Regions from separate parts of the Homo sapiens genome. Here region 2 is linked to region 1. Evidence: read pairs that join two places in POLR2A ChIA-PET (ENCODE). Cell type or tissue: endothelial cell of umbilical vein. All regions are shown on one strand. Links, peaks and the distances in the headings refer to the core of each region. The heading gives the core; the rest is flanking DNA. Region 1 overlaps STRN (striatin). Region 2 overlaps STRN (striatin).

Evidence for each region. ChIA-PET counts read pairs that join two places held together with the same protein. Peaks named below come from ENCODE experiments on the same cell type or tissue, not always from the same donor. Only the 100,000 strongest peaks of a DNase experiment are listed, where the experiment ranks them.
Region 2: POLR2A ChIA-PET joins it to region 1 with 5 read pairs; 3 of 35 experiments call an interaction of 5 or more read pairs at or near these places.

Annotation. Positions count from the first base shown.
Region 1 is chr2:36,928,118-36,933,501 of GRCh38, reverse strand. All of the region lies in intron 1 of STRN (striatin), which reads left to right. Among named protein-coding and RNA genes, the nearest start is that of STRN, 36 kb to the left of the region's middle. In endothelial cell of umbilical vein, for the core only: no CTCF peak of the experiment used is centred there; a DNase peak (open chromatin) is centred at 2,271; H3K27ac peaks cover 1,342 bases.
Region 2 is chr2:36,833,948-36,839,331 of GRCh38, reverse strand. STRN (striatin) reads left to right here. Exons shown (of 18, transcript NM_003162.4): 18 at 1-1,634. Among named protein-coding and RNA genes, the nearest start is that of STRN, 130 kb to the left of the region's middle. In endothelial cell of umbilical vein, for the core only: no CTCF peak of the experiment used is centred there; no DNase peak of the experiment used is centred there; H3K27ac peaks cover 254 bases.

The DNA of each region.
Region 1 (5,384 bases), core at 229-5,228:
ATCTATGAATATCATACTGTCTCATACCGTAAATCTGCAGAATTCCTCCCTTGATTGATATCTTATTCTCTCTTTTCTTCTACATATGTGTATATGTACATATACAGTTATCCTTTGATGTCTGTAGGGTATTGGTTCCGGGAACTCCCCCATCCAATACAAAAAACTGTGGATGCTCAAGTTCCAATTTTCTTATATAAGGTGGTGTAGTATTTGCATATAAACTATGCACACCCTCCCATATACTTTAAATCATCTCTAGATTATTTATAATACTTAATGTAAATGCTGTGAAAAGTTGTTATACTGTATTTTTAAAATTTTGTATTTATTGTTTATTGAATGTTTTTGATAGATGGTTGACTGAATCTGCAGGTGTAGAACTCATGGATATGAAGGGCTAACTGCATATATATGTGTGTGTGTGTGTGTGTGTGTGTGTAAATTAAAAAAAAATGGAATTTCTAGCCCTTTGAGCAAACATAAGGAACATTTATAAAGAGGTGAAAGATAGGAAGATGTGCTGAGGGAATTTAACTGACTGATTCGAGTTCTGAGGGAGCCTTTGGGATCTCAAGAAACCTACTGATGTACATTTATTTATAAGCTGCCATAAGGTGATAATGTGGGTGTAATTAATTTAGTGCTTTAAGTGAGAATTTGGGCAGTTGAGGGTTTTCTGTATACGAAAATCTATGTTTGTAATCTTACATTTAGGGATGGAGAGATTGCTTTTGAAAGAATATACCAGTATCTCCTATAGCATTTCAGAGGTAAAATGTTATCTAGAAGGATCACTTGAGCCCGGGAGTTCAAGGCTGTAGTGAACTATGATCATGCCACTGTACTCCTAACCTGGCAGCAAAGAGAGACCCTCATCTCTAAAAAACATAAAATGAAATTTATCTTTATTTTCAATATAATCCATAAGTTCACATCTTATCTTTTTTTGAAATGTGACAATAGGTAAATAAATAAAATGGTACAGTAATTTTATTTATTAGGAAAATTTCAGGAGACTGACTAGTTTGTTAAAATGTGAAACTAGGCCGGGTGCGGTGGCTCACGCGTGTAATCCCAGCATTTTGGGAGGCCGAGGCAGGCAGATCACCCGAGGTCAGGAGTTTGATACCAGCCTGGCCAACACGGTGAAACCCTGTCTCTACTAAAAATACAAAAATTAGCCAGACGCAGTGGCGGGTGCCTGTAATCCCAGCTACTCTGGAGGCTGACATAGGAGAATTGCTTGAACCCGGGAGGTGGAGGTTGCAGTGAGCCGAGATCACGCCACTGTACTCCAGCCTGGGCAACAGAGTGAGACTGTCTCAAAAAAAAAGTAAAACTAGCTGTAGAATAAATACCAGATTAGAATACAGTTTTTAGGCTTGGTGCAGTGGCTTATGCATGTATTTCCAGCACTTTGGGAGGCCAAGGTGAGAGGATTGCTTGAGGCTAGGAGTTCGAGACCAGCCTGGCAACATAGCAAGACCCTGTCTCTACCAAAAAGATTAAAATCAGCTGCATGTGGTCGTATGCGCCTATAGTCCCAGCAACTTGGGAGGCTGAGGCGGGAGAATTGATTGAGTTCAGGATTTCGAGGCTGCTGTGAGCTATGACTGCACTCCAGCCTGGGCAACAGAGCGAGACCCTGTCTCAAATAAATAAACAAATAAATGAATAAGCAAGCAAGCAAGCAGTTTTAAAGTTGAACATCAGTTCTCTACTTGACTCCAGAGTTAAATAGGCATCCAGTTGCTTTTTGTGTTTATTTTTATATTCACTGCTTTTGCCTGCAACTGTGTTTCTGGTTCTAAGTAAATATAACATATGCTACTGGTACACATATGTCTTAGGCAACATATGTTTCATTCACTGGATTGTTAGCTCTGTTTTGTTTTGTCACTACTTTAGTCCCAGTACCAATAACTGCCAGGCACAAAGTAGGTGTTTAGTTAATATTGTTAAATGAACAAATACAAATATTTGATTTTATCACTTGAATCCTCGTTTATTAGTACTGCACTATCTTTTCTTAGCTGTTTTTGTGAACATAACACAGCTTGTGTACAAGCTGGTCTTGTACCCTAACGAGATTGGAAGTACATTGTGGGTAGAAACTTGGTTTTATTTGTTTTTCCTATATTCTCCTTTACAGCAGTTTAGACTTGATGGGAAGTAGGTATTTCCCAAACATGTGATTGAACTGAAATATATTGGTAGATTTTATTTTATCAGGAGACTGCCAAAAGTATAGTCATAACTAAGGAATTTGGAAGAGAATCAAAAAGCTAGTATGTACTCGTCTGTCAGCTTGAAGGCCTGTATAAGACTCCAAACTTCTGTGGAGTAAAAAGGGTAGGGTTCTGGGGCTGGACGCGATAGCTCACACCTGTAATCTCAACACTTTGGGGAAAAAAAAGAGGTAGGGTTCTGGGACTATTCTTTGCTTCTTTCTTTTTCTTTTTTTTTTTGAGGCAATTTTGCTCTGTCATTCAGGCTGGAGTGCAGTGGCATGATCTCGACTCACCACAACCTCTACCTCTCAGGTTCAAGCAGTTCTCCTGCCTGAGCCAGAGTAGCTGGGATTACAGGCGCTTGCCACCACACCTGGCTAATTTTTTTATATTTTTAGTAGAGATGGGGGTTTTACCATGTTGGCCAGGCTGGTTAAGAACTCCTGACCTCAAGTGATCCACCCGTCTCGGCCTCCCAAAGTGCTAGGATTACAGGCCTGAGCCACTGCGCCCGGCCTCTGGGACTGTTCTTTTCCTTGCTCCTTAACAGACTGTTTCCTGCTTTTTGTTTTGTTTTGCTTTGTTTTTTGTTTTTGGCCTCCTAACTGTGTTACAAACGGTTTAAGTCAGTGGTTCTCCAAGGTTGGTCCCAGATCAGCAGCATTATCACCTGGGTACTTACTAGAAATGCAAATTCTTGGGCCCCACTCCAGACCTACTGAATGAGCAACTCTGAGGGTAGAACCTAAAAAATTGTGTTTTAACAAGTCATCTGGGTGATTCTGATGGTAAAGTTTGATGTCACCAAATGATAATGACACTTTTTTTTTTTTTTTGAGATGGAGTCTCGCTCTGTTGCCCATTCTGGAGTGCAGTGGCATGATCTTGGCTCACTGCAACTTCCACCTCCCAGGTTCAAGCAATTTTCCTGTCTCAGCCTCCTGAGTAGCTGGGACTACAGGCACACGCCACCATGCCTGGCTAATTTTTGTATTTTTAGTAGAGATGGGGTTTCATCATACTGGTCAGGCTGGTCTCGAACTCCTGACCTCAGGTGATCCACCTGCCTCGGTCTCCCAAAGTGCTGGGATTACAGGCATGAACCACCGCGCCTAGCCTGATAATGACACTGTCTTTAAGAGAGAGGGCTACAGGCAGTGATTATGTGCCAGAGAAAACTAGCAGCCTAGATTTAAGAGGATAATATAATCCAAAGCTTTTCAGAGGGAATAGATATAGTTTATAGAAGGCATTAAGACATAAAGCGATTATTGAAACTTCATTGTACACTGTAACCATATAATTGACTTTTACTTATATATTTCCTCTTTTACTTTGAAGTTTGTGTTCAAATCAAAAGATGAGAACCTTAAATTAATCAAGCTTTATAATATTTTATTTTAGATTTTTGTAAAAGTGAATGCTCTTTATATTCCATAGCAAGTAACTGAAAAGCTACTGAAAAGTGTCCAACCCAAGAATTTTGTGTATTTTTCATTTTGAATTTACTTCTCAGTGATTTCAATTTTGAATCCTAGCCCTTTTAAATTTTAGAATACAAGGTAGTTTAAAATGGCTTCAATAAGGCTGGGCGTGGTGGCTCACACCTGTAATCCCAGCGCTTAGGGAGGCTGAGGTGGGTGGATCACGAGGTCAGGAGTTTGAGAACAGCCTGACCAACATGGTAAAACCCTGTCTCTACTAAAAATACAAAAATTAGCTTGGCGTGGTGGTGTGCACCTGTAATCCCAGCTACTCAGGAGGGTGAGGTAGGAGAATTACTTCGACCCTGGGAGGCTGAAGTTGCAGTGAGCCGAAATCGCACCACTGCACTCCAGCCTGGGCGACAGAGCGAGACTCCGTCTCAAAAGAAAAAAAAAGGGGTGGGGGGGCTTTAATAAATTAAATGGTGCATTTTAAATATTTTAATTGTTTATTAGATATTATGTATGCAGATAAACCTGTTTATAGAAGATCTATATTCCTATTTACATATATCCTTTTGACAAATTAGAATTGAAAATAATACAAAAATAAATTTTCTTTTTGTCATGCAGACTTAAATAGTAAAATGTCTTCCTTCTATTATTTTTATCTTTTTTGTTTATAATGGTTAGGAAGTGAATAATTTTCTATACTGTGAAAAATACGTATAAAGTATCATGGAAGTTCAACATTCATTTTCCTTGAAGATAATTCCAAAGTTTTCTTCTCCAGAAGTATATGCTGTTATTAGGTTTAGTTGTACTGATAAATGGCAGTATGATGATTTGTAATTTTTTAAACATTTTATTCATGTCACTTTTTTTTTTTTTTTTTTGAGACGGAGTCTCACTCTGTTGCCCAGGCTGGAGTGCAGTGGCGTGGTCTCGGCTCACTGCAGCCTCTGCCTCCTGGGTTCAAGCAATTCTGTGCCTCAGCCTCCCAAGTAGCTGGGATTACAGGCACCTGCCACCACGCCCGGCTAATTTTTTTTTTTGTATTTTTAGTAGAGATGGGGTTTCACCATCTTGGTCAGGCTGGTCTTGAACTCCTGACCTCGTGATCCACCCGCCTCGGCCTCCCAAAGTGCTGGGATTACAGGAGTGAGCCACTGCGCCCTGCCTTTTTTTTTTTAAGATGGAGTCTCACTGTGTCGCCCAGGCTGGAGTGCAGTGGTGTGATCTCTGCACACTGCAACCTCCGCCTCCTGGGTTTGAGTGATTCTTCTGTCTCAGTCTTCCAAGTAGCTGGGAATACAGGTGCCTGCCACCATGCCTGGCTAATTTTTGTATGTTTAGTGGAGACAGGGTTTCACCATGTTGGCCAGGCTGGTCTCGAACTCTTGACCTCAAGTGATCCCCCCGCCTCGGCCTCCCAAAGTTCTGGGATTACAGGTGTGAGCCACTGTGTCCGACCTATTTTCCTCTTTTTCTTTTTACCTTTTTTCCTTCCCTTTTTTTCTTCCTTTTGCTGTTTTCGTCTTTTATGTCTCTCACCCTCGCCCTTCCTCAATTCAATTCAAAGAGCAATATACTGCCATATCTGGAGAATTTTTAGCTGGAATTTAATCTTTATTTTAAAAGAGTAAGAATTTATACCAATTATTATGCTTTCGACTGAGGTCGTTTTACAGAAGGAATTCGTTTTTTTTTATGTAGGAATGTGTTT
Region 2 (5,384 bases), core at 258-5,257, 94 kb after region 1:
TAAACAAAAACTTCACCTGATGCAGCACATTCCAGGTGGGGGAACAAGTGAAAATATAGGGAATATTAGTGATAAGTGCAGAGGGAAAAAAAATAGAGCAGGGAAGGGGGATGATTTGATGTTTTTCAGGTTAAGAAAGTGACAGAAATGAATTTAAATGCAAAAAACAATGCATAAAGATTCATAATGGCAAAACGAAGCATGTCCCATCATACCCCTTCATTCCTACCTCCCTGATATGTATCTTTCTAATTATTCATACAAATGTGTATACCCAGTTATTACATATGGGGTTTTATTCTACATATTATGCTGCACTTGCTTTTTCTAATATAATGTGTATCATGAGCACCTTACAAATTTTTAAAGGTCTCTCAAATTTATCAGTAAACATATACAGTCTAACGTTAATGAGAAGATATTTTGGTGGGCAGTTTGCTTTAAATAAATGGGATCATGTACGTTCTCTGCATCTCACATTTCTCATTTAACAATGTAGGATGAGAATTTCTCTAAGTCTATCATAGCTCTTATTTCCTTTTTATTATTACAATAAACATTCCTGTGTATATGTTTGTCACCATGATGGTTTTACGTCTGCGGAATAGATTCCCTGGAGTAGGATTGCTGCATTGAGGAGTATGTATATTTAAATTTTTAAATAAATATTGACAGATTGTTTCCCAAAGTGGCCGGAACAGTTTTTATTTCCATCAGTAAATGTATAAAAACACTTTTCCCTTAATACTCATGGCAATAACTATTGTAACATTAAAAAATACGTAGAAAAAAGAAAAAAATCCTGGTGGATGTAGTGATTTTTCAGTGTTATTTTAATTTCCATTTTCCTGACTACTATAAATGTAGACATCTTTTCAAATGTTTTGGTCATCTGGATTGCACTCAGAACTGAATTATCTATTCAAAGTTCTGTAGGTTAGAACTCCAGGGAAACTCAACTGGGCTGTCTGTTCAAGGCCCAACAAGGCTGAAATGAAAGTGTCTTCCAGGGTGGGTACTCAACTAAAGCTCTGAGGAGGAATTCGCTTCCAGCCTCATTAAAGTCAGAGGATGGAGGTCCCTGTCTCCTAGCTGACTGTCAAATCTGATCCTTTAGAGGTTGCTCCGTGGTCCTTGCACGTGGTCCCTTCCACCTTCAAAGCTTGCCAGGGTGCATCAAATTATTTTTATACTTTGACTCTACTTCTACCAGCCAGAGAAAACTGCTTTTAAAGGGCTCTTGTGACTAGTTTAAGCACACCCAGATTGTTAAGGTCAACTGATTAGTAGCTTTAATTACATCTGCCAAGTCCCTCTGCCCTGCAATGTAACATCAACCATGGAAGTAACATGAGGGGCAGAGTTCATGGGGGCCATCTTAGAATTCTGCCTACCACAAATATTCGTAGTTATACTTTTATATACATTTTTAAATTTTTCTTATTTTTGGTCCATATGTTTGTACCGTTTGTCTTTTTAGTTAACTAGTTTGTGAAAGCATTTTGTATGTTGTACAATATATGTTCAGATTTTCTTATCTTGGATGCAAACATTTTTTTCCAACTCTTGTAAGTTGTCTGTTGACCACATTCAAAAGTACTTTTTCCAAATAAAACTTTGCCTTTTGAATTTCACTTGAGTGAATTGCATATTTGCATTTTAAAATGTTTATTTTGTTATTTTATTAAAGTTTTGCCCATGTTCCACTGTGTTTTTTAAAATTTGCAGGTGCTCTTTTTATACTACATGTAAACCCTTTTTCTTACTATTTGCCAGTGTTTTTCTCCAAAACTATATTATTTTTGTTGACCATGTTTATAATACCTTTTCTCATTTAAAACTTTATATTAGGGCTTGGCAGGGTGGCTCACGCCTGTAATTTCAGCACGTTGGAAGGCTGAGGCAGGAGTATCGCTTGAGCCCAGGAGTTTGAGACTGGCATGGGCAACATAGTGAGACCTCGTTTCTACATACAATTTTTAAAATACTAGCTGAGCATGGTGGCACAACAGTTACCCTGGAGGCTGAGGTAGGAGAATGGCTTGAGCCCAGCAGGTGGAGTCCAGATCGCTCCACTGCACTCCAGCCTGGGCGACAGTGAGATCATGTCCCAAAAAAAACAAACCCGAAAAACTTTTTATTAGTAGATCTTCAAGTATACTTATATATAAAATATAGGCATTTGTGACTATAAGCTTTTGGAAGTATTCTTTATTGATTAAGAAGGTTTCCATTCCTGGGTGGCATGTATAGGCCGCTAGAATGGCTTCTACATTTTTTGTTTTTTGGTTTTGGTTTTCTACATTTATGTCTTTACTCCATTTGTGTGTGTGTGTGTGTGTGTGTGTGTGTGTGTGTGTGTGTGTGTAGAATGCAAACAGTCCAACTAAATTTCTTCCAAGTGGGTTGCCAGTGTAGCACTCTATTAAACAACCTTTTCCCAATGAATTGAAACACCAGCATTGTCATATATTAAATTTATATATTTAATGAGGTTTATTTCTCAATATGCCATGCTGTTTCACTTACAATTCTCCTTTCATATGACAATATCATATGGATTCAGTTATTGGTGGCCTTATAATATGGTCAGGAGAGCTTTTCCGCTTCCCAAGCCCCTGCCCACTGTTCTTTTTACTGCCTTTGTTGGCTATCCTCAGCATTTGAAGTTTGTAATAATTTAATCCAATTAGGAGTTAAAATTACATTAAATTTACATATTAATTTGGGGAAGTTTGACCCACAATACTGTCTTCCCATCTGAGAACAACATATCATTTTCTGTTTGGATCTTATTTATATCTTTAGTAAGATTTGAGAGTTTAAGTTCTTTGCCTTTAAAAAATTTTTAATATGTTCTTATTTTGGTCACTATTGTGACCATTTTCATTTATAAGAGCTTATTACAAATAAAGAGAGGAGCCAGGTGCATGGCTCATGCCTGTAATCCCAGCACATTGGGAGGCTGAGGTAGGAGGATTGCTTGAGCCCAGGAGTTCCAGACCAGCCTGGGCAAAATAGCAAAACCCCATCTCTTAAAAAAAAAAAAAAAAATTTAAGAAAATACATTTTAAAATACACAGAGAAAATCTGTTTTTGTATGCTTATATACAACAAACATTGTAAATGCTTACTAAATCTCATGAATTATAGCAGGTTTTCACTAGAGTCTCGAGATGTTTAGAAATACAATTGGGACATTCACAAAAATAATTTGATCTTGTCTTTTTCAATGTTTGACTGATTCTTTTTTTGAAATTTTTGTTGTCTAGAAACTCCAATGTGGTGTTGAGTTATAATGGTAAAAGTAGGCCTCCCTGTCTATTATTAACTTTAGTGGAAATGGTTTTGGTATTTAGTTATTTAGAGTATTTTACTTGTTATTTGGTAAATAATCTCTATTTTATTTAAATAGGTTCTTTCCTGTTTTTCCAGGTTTAAAGAATGGCTGCTGAATTTCATCAAATGCCTTCTTAGCATCTTTTGATGTGATCATGAGTTACTCTTCTTTAAGCTGTTGACTAACCAATTGTGTGTATGAAGTTGACATTAAAACATGCTTGCCTCCTTGAAATAAACCCTATTTGGTCATATATGTTGTTGTTTTCATATAAGTCCTTGTTTCAGTTGCTAGTCTTTTATTTGGAGCTTTAGCATGCATATTCATAGATTAGTCTTACTGTTTTATTTAAGGGTCTCTACTTTCAACTTTTCTTTATTCCTTCATTTTAAGTGTGTTTCCTGTAAGCTGCCTATTTCTAGGTCTTCCAGGAAAGAAACTGGCTGGTAGTTTCTTTCAGTGGATATATTGGGTGTTCACTGGTTTTGTTTTATTATGTTCATTATTTTACTTCATTGTTTCTTTTCGTTTTTGCTGGATTGATGAAGTCATTATTCACTTCCTGTCTTTCTCATGTTAATGTGGGATTTCTACTGTGCGTTTCTCTTTCAAAATTATCTTCATTCATAATCAGATATCTTCCTGCTACTCTATGAAAAAACAGAATCACTCTAATCTTCACTAACCCCCTACCAACCTGAAACAAAAAAATGTGATTTTTAGAATACATTCACTTCCTGTGCCTCTCCAAAATAAGTGATGCTTAAAGATGCTGTTACTTTCCCTTTCCCCATTCTTTGTCTGCGTCTTTGGTTTTGCCGTTACAATTTAATTTCTATACTTTTAGACTACTTAAATTTCCATTTCAGGGTCTTATATCAATAATGTTAGTATTTTCCTCGCATATTTCCAGATAGTCTGTCATTATTTTGATAGAGAACCAGTCACATCAGTGTTTCTTAAGCATTTTGGCATTTTAAGTGGGACAATTCTTTGTCATGTAGAACTACCTCTCATGCATTTTGTGTCATGTAGAACTGCCTCCCCTCCCCTCCCCTCCCCTGGCCTCCCCTTGCCAGATGAGGACACAGCAAGAAGGGAGCTATCTGTAAGCCATAAAGAGAGCCTCACCAGAACTCAACCATGGTGGCATCTTGATCTTGGACTTCTAGCCTTCAGACTGAAAAATAAAATTTGTTTATTTAAGTCACCCAGTCTATCATATTTTGTTATGGAAGCCCAAGCTGACTGTATACAGACAGCAAAGGAAATCTTCCCAGAGGCCCTCCAACAGACTTCCCACATATCTCATTGGCCAGAATGTTGGCCTCCTCTACGTTTAAGGGATGTTGAGAAAAAGTATCTCACTTTTCTGCCTCTATAGGAAATAACAAATTCCAGCCAACAAATTCTCTCTGCCACAACTGTCTTTAGTCCTTCATTCCTATTTTGCAATTTCCCTGTTAAAATAATTAATTGGGAGCCATTAGGCTGAGACACCTCCAGCACCTTGGGTTCTTATGTAAGCACAATGTACACAGTAAAATGAAACTTAACCAATCAGAAACTGCCAACTAACCTCTAATTAGGGACTGTCCACTTTAACCAAGCAGTTATTTTCCTCATCTTGCTTCGTTGAATACTGTATTAGTCACGGTTCTTTTAGAGGGACAGAACTAGTAAGATATATATATATATGTGTGTGTGTGTGTGTGTATACATATTATATATATATGGGAGTTTATTAAGTATTAATTCTTAAACTCACAAGGTCTCACAATAGGCCATCTGCCAGCTCAGGAGCAAGGAAAGCCAGTCCAAGTTCCAAAACTTGGAGTCTGATGTTTGAGGGCAGGAAGCATTCAGCATGGTTGAAAGATGTAGGCCGGGAAGCTAGGCCCATTTTGTCACTTCACATTTTTCTGCCTGTTTTATATTCGCTGGTGGCTGATTAGATGGTGCCCACCTGATTAAGGGTGGGTCTGCCTTTCCCTGCCCACTGACTCAAATGTTCATCTCCTTTGGCAACACCCTCTCAGACACA